Regions from separate parts of the Homo sapiens genome. Here region 1 is linked to region 2. The links are chromatin loops, found by intact Hi-C in ENCODE. Cell type or tissue: HepG2. All regions are shown on one strand. Links, peaks and the distances in the headings refer to the core of each region. The heading gives the core; the rest is flanking DNA. Region 1 overlaps TMEM212-AS1 (TMEM212 antisense RNA 1). Region 2 overlaps FNDC3B (fibronectin type III domain containing 3B).

Evidence for each region. Hi-C counts contacts between places; a loop is a spot of excess contacts. Peaks named below come from ENCODE experiments on the same cell type or tissue, not always from the same donor. Only the 100,000 strongest peaks of a DNase experiment are listed, where the experiment ranks them.
Region 1: a loop joins it to region 2, with 3 times the contacts of the local background. A loop is called at or near these places in 9 of 110 quality-filtered maps.

What each region holds. Positions count from the first base shown.
Region 1 is chr3:171,882,028-171,884,949 of GRCh38, reverse strand. All of the region lies in intron 2 of TMEM212-AS1 (TMEM212 antisense RNA 1), which reads left to right. Among named protein-coding and RNA genes, the nearest start is that of TMEM212-AS1, 17 kb to the left of the region's middle. In HepG2, for the core only: no CTCF peak of the experiment used is centred there; DNase peaks (open chromatin) are centred at 1,239 and 1,529; H3K4me3 peaks cover 910 bases.
Region 2 is chr3:172,045,944-172,048,865 of GRCh38, reverse strand. All of the region lies in intron 1 of FNDC3B (fibronectin type III domain containing 3B), which reads right to left. Among named protein-coding and RNA genes, the nearest start is that of FNDC3B, 7.8 kb to the right of the region's middle. In HepG2, for the core only: no CTCF peak of the experiment used is centred there; no DNase peak of the experiment used is centred there; H3K4me3 peaks cover 2,496 bases.

The sequences.
Region 1 (2,922 bases), core at 115-2,614, 160 kb after region 2:
CCAACATGGAGAAATCCTGTCTCTACTAAAAATACAAAAAATTAGCCTGATATGGTGGTGCATGCCTGTAATTTCAACTCTCGAGAGGCTGAGGTAGGAGAATCGCTTGAACCTGAGAGGCAGAAGTTGCAGTGAGCCGACATCGCACCATTGCACTCCAGCCTGGGCAACAAGAACAAAACTCCGTCTCAAAAAAAAAAAAAAAAAGAGAAAAAAGCTGAAGATGGAACTTTGGTGAACACTTACATCTGGGGACCATGCTGATCATATAAAAGCTAGTAAAGAAAACAAAGAAGAATCTGTCTGAGACAGGAAAAGAGCACAAGCTTCAGGAGGAGAGATTCAAGAAAAAAAAAAAAAAAAGGAGTGGTTCACAGTGGCAAATTCTGCCAAGGGGACACATAGGAGGAACACCAAAAAGATGACAGTGGAATGCCTGTGAGAGGTGACAAGTGATCTTTGCGAAAACCATTTTATAGAGAAGTGAAATTAGAAGGCAGGAAGGTTACAGCAAGAGAGGGGAATAAGTAAATATAGATTATACTTTTGGTAAATTTGGGATTGAAAAGGCAAGCTATGTATGGGAAAATAGCTTAAGAGAAAGGCAGAGTTTCTGGAAAGTTGAGCTATGTAACTTGGCATGCCATCTTGCACACTTTCTTTAGAGCAAGTGTTTTCATTAAAATAAATTATGCTAGAATCTAACTACAATTCTTGGTAGGTTCTGAAACACATCATTAGTACCTAAGAGAATTCCACAGGGGTGGGTGTGAGGCTCAAGATGGACGAAACAGAATCAGCCCCAGAATTGTTTCCGATCCAGAATGCGGCTGGGTTTGGAAGCTGCCCAAATGTAAGATGAGACCTGCCAGTGGTCCTCTTACCTTACATTCATTGAATCAGCCTGAGAAAGGGGCCGACACAGAGGAAAAGAGCCCAGTGAGACAGTCTGGAGAGAAAAGCATACGTCCCTGCCTCTAGCTGGGCTTGAAGCAAGACCTGAGTGTGCAATTTTCCGTTATGAGACCCAATCAACCCCCTCTATTAAAATTAGTTGGAGTTTAGTATCCTGTTATTTGCAACTAAGAGTCCTAATACATAACATCACTTAAAGCCATGTACACATCCTTCTATATCACAGGTGGGATTTTAAAGAACTAACATTTGTTGAAATCTGTGAAGTCGCGACGGTGAGAAGGAAATTCAGAATAGAATTGAACATTTGTCTTTCCTTTAATTATTAATGGTTTCACTATGTGAATAGGAAAAATGTTGCAATAAGCTAAACATTAACTTTTGAATCATCAGTGTACACAGTTTTCATTGGGATACAGTTATGGAGATATTTAGTTGTTGTTTTCCTCAGCCTTTAAAAAAATAATGACATTGCCACAAACAAAAGGATCATATCTTTGATCTTTTTAAAGGAAAAAATTTCCATCTTTATGATATAATTGCAAGGTCCCAAGATCTAAAAGGATCTTTACCCATACAGGCTGCATGGGCTGGTCTTCCTTATTTGTTTTTGGATTAGTTCCCAATTGACATCAAACACAGCAGCAAGACCCTTTTCTCTTTTGTGTTACAAGCAGCATCAATTTGTGAATTGTAAATACCCAAACTCTCTCCTGAAGATTAGCTTAACTAAATTGTCCTGGGGCAAGAGATGAGGAATTCATCCTCTACTTGCATGATTAAAAAAAAATTAACTTTCAAAAGGAGCAGGAAGAAGCTTGTCCACAATAAATCACTAGCAAGCAAGTGTTCTGAAGGGGAAAAGGTTGATATTAATAGAGGCAGCATTTTTCTTTCAGTAGAAAAGTTCTTTCAGTGAATTTGGAACTGACAGCCTTCAAAACTTAGGAAGTTAAGGATTAGAATGGCACAAATTTAAGAAGAAATATTACTGTGTTTTATATACTTGAAGATGTTTCTTCCTCTAATTGGGAGGTAGTTACATTCAAATGTCCAAATTACCTACAGTGTTTGTAAACTCCACATATCTAAGGCCACAGTTCACTTTTTGTGTATATGTAAAGGAGTTTGACTGATCCATTTAATTATCAATGAGAATAAAAGTATCAATGGGGATACAAATGTGGCTTGATAAAGAGATGGTCTTTAGACTTGGCATATAATTATATAGAAAATTTCTTAGTGCATTATCATACATTAGAGAGAAAAAGGCAATGGCCCGGGGGTCAGAAGACTGGTTGCTTTACTGCTACCAAATTAGAAACTTGGATAAATTAGCTAATCTCTCAGGATCTCAATTTCCTCATCTGTTACAGGTTATTGGGGAGGATTCTATTGAGACTTTTTGCTGATATTTTAGCTACTATTGCTATGTAACAAATTATCCCAAATTTATTGGCATAAAACAACATTTTATCATACAAATGAGTTCTATGGGTCTGATATTCAGGCAGGGCTCAGCTGGGCAATTTTTTTGCTTCTTGGGGCAATTGTTGAGGTCATCTCAGCTGGCAGATGAGATAGTCCAAAGAGTTCAAGACAACTTCACTCACCTTTCTTGGCAGAACTGAGCTCAGTCTGTCAACTGAAGTGCCTGTACATGGCTTCTCTAGCATCATGGTCTCTCTGACTTGCAGGTTTTAGGGTGGTCATACCTGTTACATTGCAGCCGGCTTCTCCCACAGCAAGCACCCCAAAAGAACCACGTGGTTCCAACATAGCAGCCTTAGAAGTCACACACCATTTTTGCTGCTCTCTGATCATTGCAAGTTTGCTCAGATTTAAGGGCAAAGAATATCAATTCGAACTTTCGACGAGAACAACATCAAGGAATTTTACATCCACATTTTAAAACCACCACACCTACTTATAAGGCTCCAGATATGATCTCTTATCATCATTCTCCAACACACTGTGTCCTCTCCTATATTTCATTCGTTCATTCAT
Region 2 (2,922 bases), core at 279-2,778:
TCTTCTTGTGTCCGGCTTATTTCACTTAGCATAATGTTTTCAAGATTCATTCATGTTATGGCATGTATTAGAACTGCCTTCTTTTTTATGGCTGAATAATATTCCACTGTACCAAAATATTCCAATATATAATACCATATTTTGTTTATCCATTCATCTGTTGATGGGCATGGGTTGTTTCTACCTTTTAGGTATTGTCAATAATGCTGCTATAAACACTGGCTTTTAAGTACCTGAGTCCCTGCTTTCTTTTGCGTATAGGAATAGGAATGGAATTGCTGAATCATATAGTAATTCTATGTGTAAATATTTATGAACTACAGAACTGTTTTCCACAGTAGCTTTATCATTTAACATTCCCAACATGCAATACACAAGGATTCCAGCTCAATATATTTAAGTATTCTCTAATTCACTACTTCAGAATAATGTTTACCTCTATTTCTTAATCAGAATTATTTTTCTTGAGATTAAAAAAACCATGATCGAAAAATCAGAAACAGCATCTAAAGACTTTTATTATTTTCTTTCCCATTGAATGACTTAAACAATAAAAGATATAGAAGGTATAGAATGGGTTTTTTAAAACCTTTAAAATACTAAGAGAAAATGAAGCATAATATCCTAGAAATACATTAAGTATCCTATATGTACAACTTGTACTGTTAAAAACTGGTCAAATCTGACCCCTAAGTAGACACATACTAGAAAACCTCGCATCTGAGTGACTGAGTATAAAACGTAAAATATCCAGAAATCTTTTAAAAGAAACTTACTCTTATTACTGGCAAGTTCATACAGTACCTGGAACTAAGCTGCCCAGGAGGATCTTGCTTTAGTAAAAGTAGAGGAGAAGGACATGTAATTACCTTATCTAAATACTAAACTCAGGACTCTCCACAATCTTGCCCAAACACAAAGGCAGAAGAAATGAAGCTAAAAGCAATAATGATGCTCTTAAACCTTTAACACCTGCTGTCCCCAATCTGCCATCAAATGCTTACACATGACAAAAGAAGTTAACAAGTAGCAAAACAAATGTCAATAGAAAAACTCCAAAACCAATAAATAGGCATAGTTGGAGTCTATTGGTAGAGTGGAGTGGGGTGGGGGAGGCAGATATTGTGTTTATTGTTGTGATGTATTTTGCAAGCAAATAATATAGTTCTACCCATTGCTGGTAAACTGTTTGTAGTTCACATAATAGCATTGAGTCAATCAATATTTATTTCATGGCAATCCACAGAGAGCACTGACTTTCCAGGGGCTCCTGTATCTCTATGAAAAGACCACCAGCAGACCAGCATCAGTGAATGCATTCTGCATTTTTACACTGCTTTTAAGTAAATTGATTTTCCCAAGGTGCTTAAAAGTGGTTTGTTCTTTTAATTAGGTAAATATTCCTCTTAAGATCTATTTAAACTTGATATTTACAGTAAAACCTTTTCATACAGAATAGGCAGCCAAACTTTATCCTAGCCTTGCCTAGATAATTGCAAATCCCTAATTAGCTACATCTAGAACAATGGCGTTATTTTTAATAGAGACCCCTCTTTCATAGGCTATGGGGAATCTTAAATCCCTTAAAAATAAATTAAACCATTATATTTCCTGGGATCTTAGAATCTTCAATTATTTCTAAAACATCCCACCTTTGTTCATGTATAAAGATCACTTTCTACACAATTATTTCAACAGAAAGCTTTTCATAATTGTGAGTTAGGATCATGTCAATTTAAGTAAGTTTTTATGACTAGTTGGCCTTTATGAAAATCTTTACTACTCTTTCCAGGGTCAAAACAAAGATGTATCCTTACATTCTAATATAATTTAGAAGCCTTAAAGTCTAACACAGCCTGAAGGTGCTCCAATTTTACTATTTCTCAAATTTCAGAAGGTAGCAAAGAGTTGAACTTACCACCATCCAGCCTTAGGAGTTTGGTGGTAGACACTGTTCTCTATACAAGATTCCAAAAACATCAGAACAGAGTAGAACATTCCATTAACAAAGAACCTGGTCTAGATCTCAACAAATGCATTCTGAGTCAATAAACAAGTAACTGAAATGAAATTACATTTTAAGCTCAAATAGAATCATTTAACACAAGACACACTTTGATACTTACTAGAACCTCAAATAACACTGTGACTCAACACCATCTCAGAAAAATCCCCTACCACCCTGCAAAATGGTTATTTGAAACTGATGAGGTATTTTAATGATATTATAAAAACAAAACAGGGCCGGGCAAGGTGGCTCATAACCTATAATCCCAACATTTTGGGAGGCTGAAGCGGGGGGATTGCTTCAAGCCAGAAGTTAGAGACCAGCCTGAGCCACAAAGTGAAACCCTGTCTCTATAAAAATAAAAAAAAAAACATTAGCCAGGCATGGTGGCGTGAACCTATAGTCCTAGCTATAGCCCTACTCAAGGATCACTTGAGCCCAGGAGTTCGAAGCCATAGTAAGCTATGATAGAGCCACTGCACTCCAGCAGCAGTGAAACACTGTATCTTAAAAAAGAAAAAGAAAAAAAATTAGGAGCCAATGTCTAAACTGACACTGAGTAGTGAGTGCCAAGGGCATCAGAAATTCTGATCCAACACTTACAGAATGCTAAACTTGCATATCTTAACTGGGGAGAAACAAAGAAAAATTCAACAATCGATCCATTTTCAAACTGACAAACATCCTCATCTGTATGTAGATGGCTGATCACGACTGTCTATCGATCTTATGTGATTTATACTTGGTGGTTTTAAAAACATTTCTGTCCCCTGATCTTCAACTGGCACCCCACATACCTTCTGTTTCCAAGAACTGGTCCTTGACATTAAACCTGCACCACAAACAAACTCCCCTCCAGGTGAGCTTGTTACTAGGGTCTGGCATCTCACTGGAGGTACCTTGCAAAGTGCTCA